3 separate regions of the Homo sapiens genome follow, and all the other regions are linked to region 1. A link is an interaction called in ENCODE POLR2A ChIA-PET data of the cell type or tissue named here. Cell type or tissue: HepG2. All regions are shown on one strand. Each heading gives the region's core, and the rest is flanking DNA. Links, peaks and the distances in the headings are about the cores only. Region 1 has its middle 120 kb from the start of LINC02815. Region 2 has its middle 130 kb from the start of RHOU. Region 3 overlaps LINC02815 (long intergenic non-protein coding RNA 2815).

The links. Peaks named below come from ENCODE experiments on the same cell type or tissue, not always from the same donor. Only the 100,000 strongest peaks of a DNase experiment are listed, where the experiment ranks them.
Region 2: POLR2A ChIA-PET joins it to region 1 with 6 read pairs; 6 of 35 experiments call an interaction of 5 or more read pairs at or near these places.
Region 3: POLR2A ChIA-PET joins it to region 1 with 6 read pairs; 5 of 35 experiments call an interaction of 5 or more read pairs at or near these places.

Annotation. Positions count from the first base shown.
Region 1 is chr1:229,028,840-229,034,723 of GRCh38, forward strand. No RefSeq gene overlaps it. Among named protein-coding and RNA genes, the nearest start is that of LINC02815, 120 kb to the right of the region's middle. RefSeq lists a silencer at 2,943-3,237 and an enhancer at 2,943-3,237. In HepG2, for the core only: no CTCF peak of the experiment used is centred there; DNase peaks (open chromatin) are centred at 3,062 and 3,802.
Region 2 is chr1:228,858,909-228,864,792 of GRCh38, forward strand. No RefSeq gene overlaps it. Among named protein-coding and RNA genes, the nearest start is that of RHOU, 130 kb to the left of the region's middle. In HepG2, for the core only: no CTCF peak of the experiment used is centred there; DNase peaks (open chromatin) are centred at 1,683 and 2,383.
Region 3 is chr1:229,106,233-229,112,116 of GRCh38, forward strand. The region is part of intron 2 of LINC02815 (long intergenic non-protein coding RNA 2815); the gene reads right to left. Among named protein-coding and RNA genes, the nearest start is that of LINC02815, 46 kb to the right of the region's middle. RefSeq lists enhancers at 2,012-2,535, 2,536-3,057. In HepG2, for the core only: a CTCF peak has its summit at 2,931; DNase peaks (open chromatin) are centred at 2,609 and 2,899.

The sequences.
Region 1 (5,884 bases), core at 286-5,285:
ATTCTTTCTAGATCAGTGGCGCCCAACAGAATTATAATGTGAGCCACACACGTCATCTTACATTTTCTAGTGGCTAACTAAGAAGTAATAATAATAAAAAGAAACAGGTGAAATTAACTTTAGCAATATACTTTGTATATAAAAATCATTATCATTCCAACATGTAATCGTATAAAATTTGTAAGATTTTTATAGTCTCTTTTTCTAGTACCAAGGGCTTGAAATTCAGTGTCAGTTTGGAATTGCCACATTTAGAGTGCTCAGTAGCCGCATGGGGCTTGCAGCTACCACCCTGAGCTGCAGCTCTGAACTCTAACCAGGACTCGGGGCAACTGGGGCCCAGGCTGGAGCTCAGCTCAGAAGGAAGGTGCTAGGTGGAGTCCTCCAGCCACAAGTCACAAAGCAGACTGTGTTGGGGGGCCTTTGCCACTGCACCCCCCTCCCCACCGTCCTCACTTGCCTTCCCCACCTGGCACTGTATCTGGTGGGAGGAGATGGGCAGGGCGTGGGAACAGAAGGAATGGATGAGGACTTAGAGATGTGTGAGCAGCTCTCACAGCCATACACTGCCCCTGCTGGGGAGTCCATGTGGACCCCTCAGCTGGGACTGACCCCATCACCTGTAGTGAGACACACCAAGAAACACGCCCCATCAACACAAAAATGTCTGCTAGGCCAAATCTGGCACAAGCTTAGTGACAGCTGAGTTAAATTACTGTATCCATGGTGCAGTCACCAAATACTTGCAGCCCTCAATCATTTTCAGCTGTCTTTTTGGGGACAACAGAGACATATACAGATTGTCAATTCAACATGAGCTCATTTTATTAGACGCAATCAGCCATATGGCACTTTGCGACCAGTAGACGTGCTCCTTTGACAATCAGTGTTATTGAGCCTGCTCAGTAATGAGTTAGCTACTGGTCTTGTCTTCCCTTAGAAGAATCCATTTAACTCCTATGAGTGAGTCAGCTTTTTCCTAAGTGACATCTTTGAGGGGAATGCAATGCCAGCTTGTCACATGCCAGGCTCTGGCGCTCAGTTCCAGAATGTTAGAGCTGGGAAGGTCTTGGTTCTCTCCTAGTCCTGTGGCTTTTGAGCTTTACTTTCTAAGTGCAAAACTTTCTTTCAAATGAAATCTTATGGGGAGGCCTGACTAAGACAGATTCTTCTGTAGGAGCTGGAAGGACAGCACAGAGCTCTCCCTCCCTTCCTCCTCCCCAGGCACCTCTGTGTGGTCAGGGTTTATTAGAAAACCAGCAACGCTAGGCAAGCCACTCATTGTACACATCTTAAAAGCAGGACCCAGAGCAGCTGTGTGTGATATAGTCACACTGTGCCATGACAGAGCCAGGGTTGGAATTCCACTCTCAGATTCTAAGACCTCTACTATTATTATTATTATTATTATTATTTGAGATGGGATCTTGCTATGTTGCCCAGACTAAAGTGCAGTGGCCCTTACAAAGATCTCTATTTTAGTATTTCCAGAGAGTTCCATGGAAGATCTTTGAAAGATACAAATGGTCCCACATGTAGAAACAGGTTATCATGAGGTTTGTTAGAGTTTATTGAGTGCTGTGTGAGAGGCCCCATGCAATGGCTTTCCATGCCAGCCCACAAATTTCAAACTGCAGTAGGAATGGCATTACGTTCCCAGCCTAAATGCAGTTATCCCTAACTGCCCTCAGGACCTGGCATCTAGAGGCTGGGGCACCATGGGGTCCCAAATTCTCTGTGCCCTGAGACCTTGAGTCTATAGAACCAGCATGAATGATATAGAAGTTATTAAGAAATTGTTTTAGGCAGTTAGTGTGGGTAAAAGAGTTCTCAGTGGAATTTCCTTTTAATAAAAAGCAGCCCCCAAACCATTTCTTTTCTAACAGAAAGCAGCCCAAAAGCCAAGCTGCAAGCATAGATAAGCAAGCTGGAAGGTCACATGTGTAAGTGCCAGCAGCTGTACCTGGAAGCCAAGTACATTCCAACATGGTGACTTCCCCTCCCTCTCCTTGTTGTCACCTGTGCAGGTGTCATGGCACCACCAGGTTGAGGCCACATTTGCATAATAAAAGATTAGGGTGGGAGGGCCAGTTTCTTCGAAGGCTGTGTAAATGACATACCTGGCCAAACCAATCCCCTGGGACCTACGTAAATCAAACACCGCCTCCTCAAGCCCCTCTATATAATCAACTGCATCCCACCCCAAACTTAGAAACCCTCTTGGGCACCCCCTTCCTCTGCCTGAGGAAGCTCTCTCTCTCTCTCTTCTTTCTGTGTCTATTAAAGTTTCCGCCCCTTAAACCTACTCCGTGCGTGTGTGTCCATGTCGTTAATCTTGTCGGCTCGAGACAACGAACCTCGGGTATTTCCCCAGACAACGAAGCCACTTCACTCTCAGATTGGCTAATGAGGCCCCTGCTACTGTGGAGCTGGCAGAGGTTTTAGTGGGAAGGGTCAAGAAGGGCCTTCATGGGGCCCTGGGGGTTCCTTAGCAACAGCAGCAGAGGGCTGTAGATAGGTCTATGGATGTCAGGGAAGACTCTAACTGGGGTGGGAAGGCAGATTCCACAGAAAAGGACAGCTAGCTAGCGATAGTCAGGTTCTATTATACATCTGGGAGACCTGTACTTGGCAGGCACTAAATGGGCTATGAGCTAAGGCCTGGGCTGGACCCTGGGGACGGCCACGACATCTGCCTACCAGAATGGGCAGAAAGACCTCCGGGGATGCATCAGATTCTTCATCTGCCTCCCCATCTGCTCAGACTGTCTCTAACCACCTACCACCATTGTCCTGGTTGAGCAGAAGAGGAACATAAGCCAGGCCCGTGTGCAGAGGTCCATGCCTGTAATCCCAGTGCTTTGGGGGGCTGAGGCAGAAGGATCACTTGAGGCCAGGAGTTCAAGACCAGCCTGGGTAACACAGTGAGACCCTGTCTCTACAAAAAATAATAATTATCCAGGCATGGTGGTGTGGGTCTGTAGTCCTAGCTACTTCGGAGGCTGAAGTGGGAGGGTTTGTTGGGTTCAGGAGTTCAAGGCCACAGTGAGCTATGATTGTGCCACTGCACTCCACCCTGGGTGACAATGAGACCTTGTCTCTAAAAAAGAAAAAAGAACATAAGCCGATATCAAAGACCACAGAGGTGCAAGTCAGGGCCAAAAAGGGACCAACAAGGCGTTGCTGGGCTTCCCTGAAGGAGGTCCTGGAGCCCCCAGAGGCTGGCCGGCCTGGGCTAGGACGGGGCTGTCGTTATGGCTCTAATCTATTGCCATTACCACCCCCACCCAGCCCCCTACTCCCCCACTCCCCTACATACACACCAAGTCCCTGCCTAGGTCAGGCGGGCTGAGCCAAGACAAACACAGCACATGAGCTCACTATTCTGAGGCTGCAGCTCAGATGTGCTATCTGAAATGTGGGGTTTGGACTGGGGTCTTAACCGGAAAAAATAAGCAAGAAATTTTGAAACAAAAGAAAATGTTAACTTGAACCATTTCAGGGATCACTTTACCTTAAAGCTGTTCAGATTCAAACATTGCTAATGGCAAAGCCAAGATTTAAATGGGCCCATTGGGAAAAGAAGTAAAATGGGGGGATTTCCAGGAATGGATAAGAAGGTTAGAATCTGCAGTACATTAAAATTTTAAAAGGATAAAAGGTAGAAAACCAGCCCCAGGAGATTGCCATGAACTCTGACATGAGGGGGTTGGAGCACAAGCCCCACCTTTCCTTCTGCAATTGCAGATTTCCAGGATTCAATTCCATTTCAATTGCCTCATTTCCTTTTTCTCTTTCTTTGTTGCACAGTGATAGTTTGGAAAGTGGGAGGGACAGGCTAGAGGAGAAAGGGCTGGGGATAATGGGAGACAGTGTGGTAAAGAGGAGCACCACAGTACTCCGTCCCTAAAGAAGGGACTCAGAATGGGCAGCTCCTCAGAGCCAGCAGGTGAGGCCAAGTACACCAGCTTCTTGGTGCATTTTCAGTGACAGGTCATTTTCCTCCTACAAGTGCGTGTCTCCCTATCCAGGGAAAGAGCAATAGTAGGTGAAGGTTGTTAGTTGCCTGAGCAGAGAAATGGAGGCTTGATGTTAAGTTGAGACCAGATCTCAGTGAGCTTTGAAAGCTGTGAGAGTTTGGACCTTATTCCATAGGTGAGGGTCCGCAATCACATACAGATCTGTGGATGCTCTGGAGGAGTTTACATTCTCACGAGAAGGACAAGCAATTAACTATCTAAGCTATTGCATTTAATTAATTAACCTTGGCAAGCCCTACCAAGGACAAGTATGAGTTACCCTGACAGCAGATAATGGGGACAGGACTTCCTCTGTGGTTACCGACAGGAGATGACCCAAATTAGGGGGAGGAAGAGCATGAGTTTAGTCTGGGAATTGTTGAGCTTGAAAGGGGCTGTAGATGCCCAGTGGCAAAGGAAAGCAGACAGTTAAAATTGGATTAGCTATGCCAATCTAGAGCTCAGAAAGAAAGAGAGAGCTACAGATATGGTTGGAATTGAAGGCATGGACATAGATGGATGGGATTATTTGGGAAGAATATAGAGACATATGAGGGTCTAGAATGGAACCTTCACAATAACATTTGAAAGTCAGGTAGGGAAGGATAAATCAGCAAACGAGACTAAGGAAGCATGTGTCTGATCCATTGATTATTGTGTTCCCTAGAACCAAGCCCAGTACTTGGCATAGAGTAATCAATAAACATTTATTGAATTGAAACGTATATCATCTTGATTGTCTTTTCCCAGTGAAAAAACAAGCTGTGTTAATCAGCTATTGCTGCAATGGTGTTGTGTAACAAACGACCCCACAGCTCAGAGATTCTCTAGCTTCACAGCTAGCTCCAGTCTGTTCACATCTCCCAGCTGGGGCTGAGCCTGAAGGGCAGTGGTTACTCATGCTCTCATGGCAAGCACTTTTAGAGCCAGTGCCCGCATCATGCCCACCCACATTCCATTGGCAAGCCATAGCCAATCCCAAAATCAAAGAGACAAGTCGTAGATGAGAATGAGCACTTACTTTAGACCCTGAGCAATTTGTGTTCAAATCCTGGATCTACCACTAATAAATGCATCAACTAAGTCAACTTACTTAACCTATCTGAGCCTCATTTTCCACACCTTTAAAACAGGTGTAATAATAGCTCCTTTAGGGGTCTTGAGGATTAAACATGATATACATGAAGAACTTATGACACCTGGTAAGTGAGAAATAACCAGTAGCTACTGTGATCTCTGACCTCCCCTTCTAACTGTAGCCCTGAATCTCAAAAGCTTGGATGCTTTAACCAGAGCTCCATGCTCACATCTCAGGTGGGGTTGTGCCCACATCCCCCAGCAGCTCAGGAGAAAAGCTCACCCTGAATTCCGTCTCTGAGACACACCCTGGGGCAGGAAAGGGAGCAGAAAAAATAATCAAGAAGTCTTGAGGCAGGGTCCAATTCAGCCATTTACCAAATGCCTCCCAGATTTGCTGGAGCTGATGTTTAGTTTTTATCCAGTCCAAACCCACACTTTTGCCTGGAGGCATCCTTATGAGAAGTCCTCTTACTTTCCAGGCCCAGCTTTTAGTTCTGCCTGTGTTTTGAGTGATACCAAAGTACTAATGGGGAATAAAATTATGCAAGCAGACAGCTTTTCCAAATGGGACTTTTCCCAGACTGCATTTGAACTAGACCTTGGCCTGAAACGCAATATCCAGAGCTTTCTTTGTAGCTTTCTTTATGGCTTGAGAAGTCTTTTTCCATGCACGCTTATGTAAAGATGAAGAATTTATAAGATTCAATGAGATGTCTGGCATCAGTCCCGGCTGTATCTACTGAAGGCTGTTTTCTTTTCTCCATATCCACTGTTTAGTAAATTAC
Region 2 (5,884 bases), core at 501-5,500, 170 kb before region 1:
GACCCAGTAGGAGATATGTATATATATGAAAGAACAGATTTACTATGGAAATTGGCTCACACAGTTATAGAGCCTGAGAAGTCCCACGGTATGCAAGCTGGAGAACCAGGAAAGCCAGTAGTGTAATTCAGTCCAAGTTCAAATGCCTAAGAACGAGGGGAGCTGATGGTGTAGCTCTAACTGGAGGCTGAAGGCCTGAGGGGAGTTTGAGGGACAACCAGGGGCTCCAATGTCTGAATACCATAGAAGATGGACATCCCAGCTTCAGAAGAGAAAGAATTCACCCTTCCTCCACCTTCTTGTTCCATATGGACCCTCATTGGATTGGATGATGCCTTCCCACATGGAGAGAGAGAGATCTTCTTTGCTCTGGCTGATTCAAATGCTGTCTCTTCTGGAAACCCTTTACAGACACACCTAGAAATAATGTTTCACCAGCTCTTTGGACATCCCTTATCCCAGTCAAGTTGACACATACAATTAAACATCATAAGCTCTGAGCCTTACTGCAGGGCAGAAATGCAGAAATTGTGTGCATTACCTTTCTACACAAACTTTCTTAATACTTTCAGAAAAACTAAGGAGAACTTTAGGCCCCATTGGCCTGTGTCAATTGTGGCTGAGAAGTCTGCAACAGGATAATGAAGTCTTGCGAACCAGGCTGTGTTGGAGTCAGAGAATTGGTATGGGTGTGGTCACCGAAATCAGCTAAGGAGGCCCCTAATCTGTGCTGTCGGCTCTCCTGACTACCTAAGTGCAGGAGTTGGGTCTGTAAACCACAGTGACTGAGACAGATCTCAATTGATTTCGAGGCTTATTTTGCCAAGGTTGAGGAGGCACCAGAGAAAAAGAAACATAAATCACAGTAGAATCTGTATCCTATGCTTTTTCCAGATAGAGTTTTGGGAACCTCAGTGTTTAAAGGGGAAAGAGCAATCAGGAGGGGAAGAAAAAGGAAAAATAAAAGGAGGGAGGGTAGGCAATGAGACAAGTGGTTACAATTCTTGTGAGGCTCTGTGAATCTACATTTTACACCTGAAAAGAAAGCGGAGGAGTCAATTAAGCATTAGTCTGGCACTCAGCAAATCTACATTTTACATAAGAGAAAGTCAGCCTGCGAAATTACAGCTGTCTTGGAACAAAAGGAAGGGAGTTTTTGCATGACTCAGTTTCCAAGCTTAACTTTTCCCTTTGGCATAGTGAGTTTGGAGTCCCGAGATTTTATTTTCCTTTCACAGGCCTTTCCACTGTGGTGTTTTCTTCTGTTTTTTGTTTGTTTGTTTGTTTGTTTTTTGCTTTTTGGGTTTTTTTGGGGGGTGGGGTGGGGTGTGGGACAGAGTCTCATTATGTCCCCTGGGCTAGAGTGCAATGGTACGATGTCAGCTCACTGCAACCTCTGCCTCCCAGGTTCAAGCGATTCTCCTGCCTCAGCCTCCTGAGTAGCTGAGATTATAGGCACATGCCACTACACCTGGCTGATTTTTGTATTTTTAGTAGAGATGAGGTTTCACCATGTTGGCCAATCTGGTCTTGAACTCCTGACCTCGTGATCCACCCACCTCAGCCTCCCAAAGTGCTGGGATTACAGGTGTGAGCCACCACGCCCGACCTTTTCTTCTGTTTATGCAGTGGCATGGAGCAGTCCCTCTAAGAGGGCTGACCCAGGTATGAGTCATTCAGTCAGCCTGAGGGTCCAAGGGCTGCTCCATGGTGAGGCAGACATCCAGAAGGGTCCAGAGGGAGAATCTATGGCAAGAGACAGCAGTCTAGAGGGATGGAAGTGGTGGCAGAAAAGCTGGCTTTTAAAAGGCAAGTTTTTATTCTAGGCTGACTTTCTCTTATGTAAAATGTAGATTTGCTGAGTGCCAGTGAATTTATAATTTTAGAAACCCATCAGGGAGTTTCTAGATGAGTTTCTAAGAAGTCTAAGAAATGTCCAGGAAGGCCCTTAGCCACCTCGTGGAAATTGGGAGAGAAGAAATGTGTGCAGAGAAAAGAGGGATTTTTGATGCAGAGAAAAAGAACAGGTGTGTCCCGGCTGCTGGCTCTGAGTAACCCGTCTAATCTCACTGTACAGAACGTACCTGCACTTTATACTAACAATGAGTGCCATTCAGCGTGCCATTTATGATGTTCACAGTGGCCTTCCTTGGTGTGGTCCCTGAAGCCCTGCAAAGCAGGGACTGTGCGGTCTGAACCAAACAGGGGCCCCTGGGAATAGGGTAGCGTGTTCTGATACCTGAGCTGGTAGTAGAGTCAGAGCAAGAACAAAAGCCCCAGCGAGCAATCTGGGTTCAACCCCTGTCACCTTAGCTCACGTGCCTGCATTGTGAAGTTCACGGTAATAGCTTGACTGCATTCTCGCCATGGTTCTGGGTCAATAAATCAGTCAGTAAGCACTGGGTGAGTAAGTAGTGCAGAGCAAAGTCTGAGCTTGGTGCCACAAGTGGATAAAAAAGAAATAGATGACTCAACCTCTGCTTATAGGGAGGCTCTGATCTAGCTGAGATAGCACAGAAATATTTGGAGAATGACTCTAGTGCAGAACTGAAGGTGCAGAATGACTCTGAAACGTTGCTGCACAGCAGGGTCCAAGAAAGGAGAGGGCAGTGCCAGCTGGGTATGCCAGGAAGGCTTTTGGGAGAAAAATACTGGCCAGGGTCTGGGAGAATCAGCAAACATGCCTGAGGGTAGAAAACCAGTGTCCCAGGACAGGGACCCTGTGCAGCCCTGGGGTGGGCTGGGTGGGACCGAGCCGGCAGTGCCTGCAGGGATGATGGGCACCAGAGCACAGCTCTCAGCCTATGTGTCCCGGAGCTCTGGGCGCTCCCAGGTGTCCTCACTGCACCGTGGTAGCTCCTGTCTCATGGAGCCACCTGTCCTAGCACAACAGCTCCAATCACTGCTATTAGAACAGATCCAAGGGGCAGGCTGGGAGGGTGTTAGGTTCAAAAAGGAGCACTATGTAGAAGCAAGAAAAGAGATGAAAGTTTTGCTCCTATCTGCATCTGGCCAGAGAGCAGACTTTGATTTGCAACACCGTGTGGTCTCTGCAGGATTACGAAAGGGAAGAGGGGGTGGGCGGAAGGCTCTCCTCCCCAGTGCATCATTTTCAGTTTTGTCTTTTACTTTCAAAGAAAGCTGTCTTTCTGACACTGCATTCTGCCCTTTCTGACCCATGTCCCATATTTAAAGGCTTCACATAGACTATATAATCCAAGTTATCCCTCTGTGGAGAAAGTGGCTATGAGAATTAGAGAGACAAAGGGTGTGCTTGTGGGAATGGGATGTAACGTCAGAGCAGGTTCAACCTTACAGCTGTGCAGTCCAGTTAGTCAAATATTAATGAGTCAATTTAATTAAAGATTAGGTCCTCTGTTGCACTAGCCATCCTGCAAAGTCACATGTGGCGAGTGTTTTCATACTGGATAGCACCACAGAAAGTTCTGTTGGGCATCATTGCCACTTGGACCAAGGGATCAACTGCTTTCTGGGTGGGAGAACTGAGGCACAGGGAACCACGGCTTGGACTCCAAACTTAGTGCTCTGATCAGTGTGTTGTCCAAAGCTTCCAGCAGACAAGGATTCAGACCACACAATTCAGGAGCAATAAGATGGCTGGAGTGAACAACAAGTTTCCCTTGACTTTAGAAGAAAAAGATCTCTAAATCCTGGAGATGATTACATGCTTTTCCTGAGGGCTGAGGAAAGAGGAGAAGCAGTTGGTTTGTTTTCAATTAGCCACCCTCCTCCTTTTTCTAAGAAGAGGAAAGTCACTGCCAGGTCACAGGGCTCGGAGCCAGGGTCAGCAGAGGGGCTGGTCGGAGCACCTGAGCCAAGTGGGCTGAGACTCTGATCCTCGTGAGTGTCACCTGCCACCAAATGCTCTCTCCTGGGCTCTGCCATTTGGTTTTTTATGTCTGCACTGTGCTGACCCTTCCATCTCCCAAGCACCCAATGTTCACCGCCCCTCCTTGGCATGTGTGCCCCCTCCACCCAACACACGCCCTCTAGCGCAGGGCGGGATGGGGGCCGCCTGCAGCTGGGCCCTGAACTTCAAAGTTGGGAGAACCTGAGTCACTCATCCCAGCAAGGTGGGCTTCCAAGAAACCCCACTCCCACACTACCCCTGTCTTCCCATAGGTTGTCCCTGGGTCCTGTTAGAATCTCAGAGAGACATGGGACTACGAGTTATCCAAATTCAGGAATAGTCAGAACAAGTGAGTGAAACACACCTTTGCCTGCCTGTGAAGGGCCAGCTTCTGCACGGGCACCAGAGACACAAAGATAAATGCTCCCAATGACCTGATTTACTAAGGAAGGAGAGAGACAGGAACTCACTGCTTAAGGGCTACGTTTATTCATTCCTCTATCCAGCAAATTCTTCAGGACTCCAGCTGTGTGCCCAGCATTATGCAAGAGCTGGGACTTTAATTTTCAGTAAGACCTGCTTTTTCCTTTAAGGAGTTTGAATCTAAGAAGGAAGCAGGCAGCACTGGAGCAATTACCCCACAGTGCCACGATCCTTGTGAGCATAGGAGCTACAGGAAACTCGAGGAGAGCATCCAACCCAGTTTGGGAAGTTCAGGTGTGCAGGAGACACAATGGAGGCTCGAAGGGGGTCGACTCTGCCTGGGGAGGGTGCAAGGAAAGCTTCTGAGAAAGGCAGTGTGGGGGCAGCTGGAGCTGAATCTTGGAGTATGAAGAGGGGACTGCACACCTAAGGCAAGGAACACAACCTTCAGGAACGGAGTTTGGGTGGATGCCGAGGTAGAGGGTTGGGCTTGGAGGGATGGGAAGGTGTAATTGTGATAGGCCTGGTGTGCTTTGCTGAGGATTTTAATTTGATTTGGGAGACACTGAGAGGTGGAAAGCATGAGAGTAACTCAATCAGATCATTCTGATTCTTCCATGTGGAAGGCAGCCCTGTAAGGCAGGGGAGGGTCTGGCTGAGAGAGACAGGCAGGAAATTGTGGCAGGAACCCAGGTGAGAGGGGCTGTGCGGGGATTTGAGGAGGCATGGACAGAGCGTTCTCCAGGAGCCTGCTCCCTGCGCTGAGCGACTGACTGTATCCGGTGTGTGTGTGTTGGGGGTGGGGTGTGTCTAAGGTGATGCTGGGATTCTTACACTGCAGCTGTTGTATCACCAGCAGCAAGGATGATGGCGCAGGAGACACTCAAGGTCATTGCGAGGGGGCACAAACACCTGGAGAAAGTAGCTCATCTTTGAGAGCACCATGTGCTGCAGTATCATTCAGTAGGACCTTTTTTTTTTTTCCGAGAGAGGATCTCTCTGTCACCCAGGCTGGAACACAGTGGTACCATCGTAGCTCACTGCAGCCTCAAACCCCTGGGCTCAAGCATTCCTGCTACTTCCAGCCTCCTAAGTAGCTAGGACTGTGTCAGCCAGGCTGTGCTTGAATAGTGAGATTCAGGCATGGGCCACAACACCCAGCTAATTTTTAAATTGTTTTGTAAAGATAGGGCCTTGCTGTGTTGGCTTAGGCTCAATATAACCTTTCTATGGGACATTTATTTGTTTAGTAAACTTTCTCTGCCTCTCTCTCTCTGGTTTTGCTTTTAACCCCAGAGGCCTAAGACTGAGTTGCTGATCTTCCTGTTTTTGGCCCGATCACACTCCTGAAAAGACTCTTTTAACTCTCATTTCCTGCTCCAGCCCCGTCCTCCCATAGGCAGCTTGCTGCAACCTGCTGTGGCTGATCCACTGGGTGGGCCCGAGCAATGGCTGCATTTCTAGTAGGGGGAGTTCTCCTTGCCACAGGAGATCACATACACACTCCCTAGGCTGAGCTCAGGAATGCAAACTCAAGTCAGCCTAACAGGGTGAGGCTGTCCCATAGGAAGCAACATTTAGAAAAGAGTC
Region 3 (5,884 bases), core at 491-5,490, 78 kb after region 1:
AGATTGTGGACAGGGGCAGGGTTGTATTCAAAATATTTAATGCCCAGTATGACGTTAAAGCCAGCACTAAGCAGCTGTAACTAACGTACGCAGCTGTAAACAGCTGGTACGTCCATGCCAGAGTGTGGCTGCCGATCGTCTGCCCTGGACATGGGCACCCAGCAGTTCCTGGGGGAAAAGCAGCAGTGTCTGGATGATGTGAATTCGGGTGAGTACACCTGAGACAGCGATGGGAGGACACTGAGCGGGGGTCAGAACCCTCCAAATGAGTGTTGATGTGGATAGTTTTTCTGGACCTTCAGGCTGGTGATACCTGGGAATATTTGGATTATAATTAGAAAGCTGAATTAAACAACCATCTCCTGAGGTTATGGGAGAAAAACTGGTTTTCTAATTGGTCACTTTCCAAACTAGTTTTGTGCAGTCGCTCACCCCGAACCGCCCCCACTTACATACTCACATCTCTTCCCAGCCCCCACACATGAGTCTGTGTCTTACTTTCCCTAGATGTTCACGAATGATGGCAAGTGTAAATAGGGTGCAGTTTCAGCCTCACTCAGTTTCCTCCATGTGATAAGATGCCTTTGCTTTGTCTACATTTCAGACACTGTTCAACAGGAGAGAACCCAGTGATCTGGAGGCAGTATGATGGCTGGGTGCCTGGGACCAGGCCAGTCCCTGGGTGTTGGCTGCTCATCTCTTTCTCACTGTAAAACGAAACTCATTCCATTTTAAATTTGATCTCGGCAGGTTTTTTTTTTTTTCTTTTACCACCTGGTCTACCATCCAGGACACAGCTGTGAATTGGCTGTTTGATGATTTTTTTAAAACTATTCTTTTGAAACTCTTCTTCTTGGCCTCCCAAAGCCAATAGATCCATGCAGACGGGCAAAGATAATGAAATTGTATCATTTGATCACTCTCATTGCCCAATACCCCGAGGTTTTGCCCAAACCTCAGGGTGTTTGCTCTTGAAGAGAACGCTCCTCTCCTTTATCAACATTCTGAAGCCAAACTACAACTTATCTCTCAGGTATCTGAAAGTCATCTGCTCAGAGGAGAGGGATTGGGGAGTTGGACAAAGCAGTTATTCTACCTTTAGAAAGAACTCTCCACAGCTCTGGACATCTGAGTCTGTTGCATTGAAGGGAAGTGGCCAGGGCAATGGGTAAGGAGTGCAATGGGATCTCTTATTCCCCACTGGGAACAAGCAAAGGGAATGTTCATTTTGGATTACGTGTCTACAGGGTGTGGCGTTATTCCATCACCCTTCCTCCTCTCCCCTGCTACAGAATACAGCACAGCTGTGTCTGTTTCTAATCAGACAAGGGCACCCTTTCCCTCTGTGCTGCAGGAATTGACTTGGCAGGAGACCTTCCCAGGCCAGGGGAGACGCAGGACACTCACTGCGAATTTCTGAAGGGCTGCCTGAAAAAGGGGCCCGAACACCACCCAAACCTGGAGCGTCCTGCTTCCAGAGCTGTGACAAGGGACTAGAGGACTGCAAGAACCCCTTACTCAGTGGCCTCAAACCTGCTGAGTATGAAGACAGCCCAGGAGACTATTAGAATGCAGATTCCTAGGTCCTGCCTCAGGGCTTTCAACCGAGTATGTCTGAGAAGGAGCCCAGGATCTGAATTCTTAACAAATCTTACCGAAGGAATTCTCATAGACGATCAGAAGATTGGAAATAGTAATATAGTCCAACGTTTCTCAGCCACTGTGGCCCCTTTCAAATACTCTCCAGAGAGAAGGACAACATGAGATTTTTCGGAAAAGCTCCCAGTGATGCTTAAACCTTCCCTCACCCCCTCCCTTCCTGCTACTGGACTCAGGGATCAAGAAAGAGAATGTTGGTGGGGCATGGTGGCTCACTTCTGTAACCCCAGCACTTTGGGAGGCCAAGGGGAAGATGCTTGAGGCCAGGAGTTCAAGACCAGCCTGGGCAACATAGCAAGACCCCATCTCTACTAAAAAGGTAAAAAATTAAAAGAGTCCACTGGTGCACACCTGTAGTCCCAGATACTAGTGAGGCTAGGGCAGGAGGATTGTGTGAGTCCCCACGTTTGAGGCTGTCCTGAGCTATGATGACACCACTGTACTCCCCTCTCTGGGCACCAGAGTAAGACCCTGTCAAAGAAAAGAAAGAAAAGGAAGGAAGAGGAAGAAAGAAAAGAAAGAGAATGTTGGCAGATGTGGCCCTGAGGCCACACAGGCTGGAGATCCACACTCAGTGCTCCCCAAGCCAAAGCTGGGACCAGCCTCCGGGGCTGTTCATGGTCTAGCAGTCCACAAGGCAGACTGAGGTTAGAGGCAGGCCCTGGGGCAAGGGGAGGCTGAGGGAAGCACCCAGCCCCACCCTGCACAGACCTGCAGTGGAGATGCACTCTGATCAAACTAGGGGGCGAAGGATGGCAGGCAGGGGGTTGTAAGGACAGTGATGACCAGTCCTGATGCCTGCACAGTGCACACCAGCACCAGCCCTCACCAATAGCAGGAAACAACACTGAGCTCCCCTCCAAGCGTGTCCATGATGTGGCTGGTCTGGGAAGCGGAGGTTTCCCAGAGCAATGTCCAGAGCGTGGAGCAGAGACTCGCTCTGGAGGAAGCCAGGGGAGCAGCCTCCTCCCTAGAGCTTTGGAAGAGCCTGGGTTAAAGGTTAGCTGGGTGCTCAGAGGGCAAGGAAATGCAAAGAGAAGCGGAGCCGCCTGGAAGGGTGGGTCTTGGGAGCTCAGCTGAGCTCATTAACTTTTAAAGCTGTTCTTGCCCCTCATCCCTCACAGCACCTTTCCCCAGGCAGCCTGAATTGCACAGCCCTGCCCGGAAGCTGCTGCTGCTGCTTCAGTGACTCTGGCACCCTGAGAAGCCTGCGTCACCCTTAACCCAGTAATAACTGGGCTATTCAACCTGTCAGTCCTTCCCAGAACCCAGCAGTCCCCCAACGCCTGAGAAAGGAAATGCAGCCTCCAAAGGCACCAGGCCCACTACTGGGAAAATTCTTAAGACACTGACATTTTAAGTTAAGCCCATGGAAGGGGAAAACTCAAGAGAGCTCATTAAACCTCCCAGGTAAAAATGCTGTAATGGAAAAGGCTGGGAAACTGACAAGCAAAAAAGTGTGACCCTTTCTCGGGTTTGACGCCCAGTCTCTGGCCAGCCTGGCCCTGACCTCCCACCCCCTGGGGTCCTGTCCACCAAGGAGTCAGAGTCAGCACTGGCCTGGCTGGGCCTTCTAAGTGCAAAGGAGGCTGTTCCAGGCTCCCTTGGGGTATAAAACATTTACAAGTTGGCAAATTGTGGTTACACAGATTTGTTATTTAAGCCAGTTAGACATGGTTCGGCCCCATGATCAGCCTTTCCAGTTCCTCTTTGTTTCTTTGTTCTGTCAGCCCTTGGCAGTGCGGAGTGACAGAAATAACCCTGACCTCCCACTTCAGCTGCTAGGAAGCTGTCTGGGGCCAGGCACAGTGGCTCACACTTCTAATCCCGGCACTTTTGGGAGGCTGAGGCAGGAGGATCTCTTGAGCCCAGGAGTTGTAGTTTATAGCGAGCTATGATCACGCCACTGCATGCCAGCCTGGGTGACAGAGCAAGACCCTGTCTCTAGAAAAAAAAAAAAAGAAGCCGTGCAATCTGGGCACCTCAGGCACTCTCCATCAAATGCATACATTTCCACTCGGAAACGTGTTATCCCTTCCGGCTTCAACATTCAGCAGCTGAACACAGGAGAGAAGCAGAGTTGAGGCTGCAGGTAGGTTTTCAGCATAGGCCAGTTCTGCTCCTGGAAATCAGCTTTCAGCATCTCAACTGCTTCCCAACCCACCTTTTCTAAGCTTTCGTGGTTACTTCCACAAAACTAGGCATTACTATTGCTTTGAGATTTTTGTGAGAGTCAGACAAAGGTTTGTATTTACCAGAGTTCTTGGCTGCAGGCAGCTGGAATCAATACTAGCTAGTTAAAGCAGAAAGAGTAATTTATTAAGAGGTCTAGACAACCCATAGAATTTTCAGGAAGGCTAAACACAAAACAGACCATAGGCGTAGCTTCTGGAAGATGGCTCCTCTTCCAGTATCACTGGGACCTCACTGCTTCTGCAGTTATAGGCCACGAGAGTTGCACAAAAACGAAAAACTAAGTTCTTTCCCAAGCCACCACTACTGGAGGCTTCATGTCAACCTAAGCTAAAAATATTCCTAATTAATTAACAGCATATTTGACTTCCCAAACCCTAAGACTTCCCAAACCCTAAGAATGTATTTCTTCTCATTTTCCATGGGAATTCAAACTCATCTCTTCATTCATTTAATATGTATTGATTGAATGTCTTCTGTGTGTTATGCTCTACAAATTTGATCAATAAGACTGAGCCATGCTCTCAGCAGCTAAAAGACCCAGTGAAGAATCACAGCCCTCAGAGGTAAGTGCCTCATAGAGATTATCCCAATATGCCACGGGAGCACTTACATTAGAGCACCTTACCCAGCTGGGCAAGGGACGGGTAAGCTTCCCAAAGAAGCCGCCTCCCAGCTGAGCCCTAAAGGAAAAAGAGAGTTGCCAACTGGCACACACGATATAAGCCCAGGAGCAGCACATGCAAAAATTTGGGGATGCACAGAGCTGATGCCTTCAGAGAGCTGTAAGAAGCAACTATTTGAGAAGAGATTGGAGATCAGGCCAAACAAAGGCCTGATCGCTGGAGGCCCTGTACAGCCATGTGAAGAAATTTGGATTTTATCTTCAGGATAGTGAGGAACCGTTGTATGATATATTTAAACAATTGATCAGATTTGCAATTTAGAAAGCCCCATCAGGGCCAGGTGAGGTGGCTTACCTGAGGCTGGGGTAGGAGAATCACTTGAGGCCAGGAGGCCAGGACCAGCCTGGGCAACATAGCATGACTATCTCTACAAAGAAATTTTTTAAAATTAGCCAGGCATGAGGGTGCATGCCTGTAGTCCCAACTACTCAGGAGACTAAGGCAAGAGGATGGCTTGAGCCCAGGAGCTGGAAGCTGCAGTGAGTTATGATAGCACCACTGCACTCCAGCCTGGGTGACAGAGGGAGACCCTGTCTCAAAAACAAAAACAAAGAAAGAAAGCCCTATCAGGCTGCACAGTGCTTGGTGGAGGGGAAAGTCACTGTCATGGTGACTTAGTGGAGAGAGGGGTGCTGTAGGGAGTAGACATGGGGCTGGTTTCCATGTGAAGGCTGTAATCGACATGACATGGGGAAGGATGAAGGGTGGAGGTGTGGAGAAGATGTCAGTCTCTGAGAGAGGCAGGTCTGGGGAAGAATGATTAGTTCAGTCACATGCATTTCTTGGGTTTAATTCCAACAACTCAGTGTGGGATTTTGTTTTTGTTTTTGTTTCATTTTGTTTTGTTTTTTCAGACAGAGTCTTACTTACCCTGTTACCCAGGCTGTAGTACAGTGGTGCAATCTCAGCTCACGGCAGCCTCAACCTCCTGGGTTCAAGGGATCCTCCTACCTCAGCCTCCGGAGTAGCTGGGACTACAGGTGCATGCCACAACACCCAGCTATTTTTTTCTTTTACAGACGGGGTCTTGCTATGTTGACCAGGCTGGTCTCAAACTCCTGGGCTCAGGTAATCCTCCTGAGATTGAGAGTTAGGCGTGAGCCACCTAACCCAGCCTCCAGTGTGGGATTTTCTGTGAGGAGTAAACACATTCATGAGTGTGGGCTTCGTGGCCCCTCTGAGTGGGATGTCTTCATGTCACTGCCTAGAGATAATAATAATTGCTCTGGCTCCTGGAAGCCGCTTTGCTTACTTATTGGTGTCTTGGTTGGTTACCAGATCAGTAGTACCCTGTGGATAAGAGCCTATGCCACTGTGCAGTATTTTCATGGTTTAAAAAACATTTT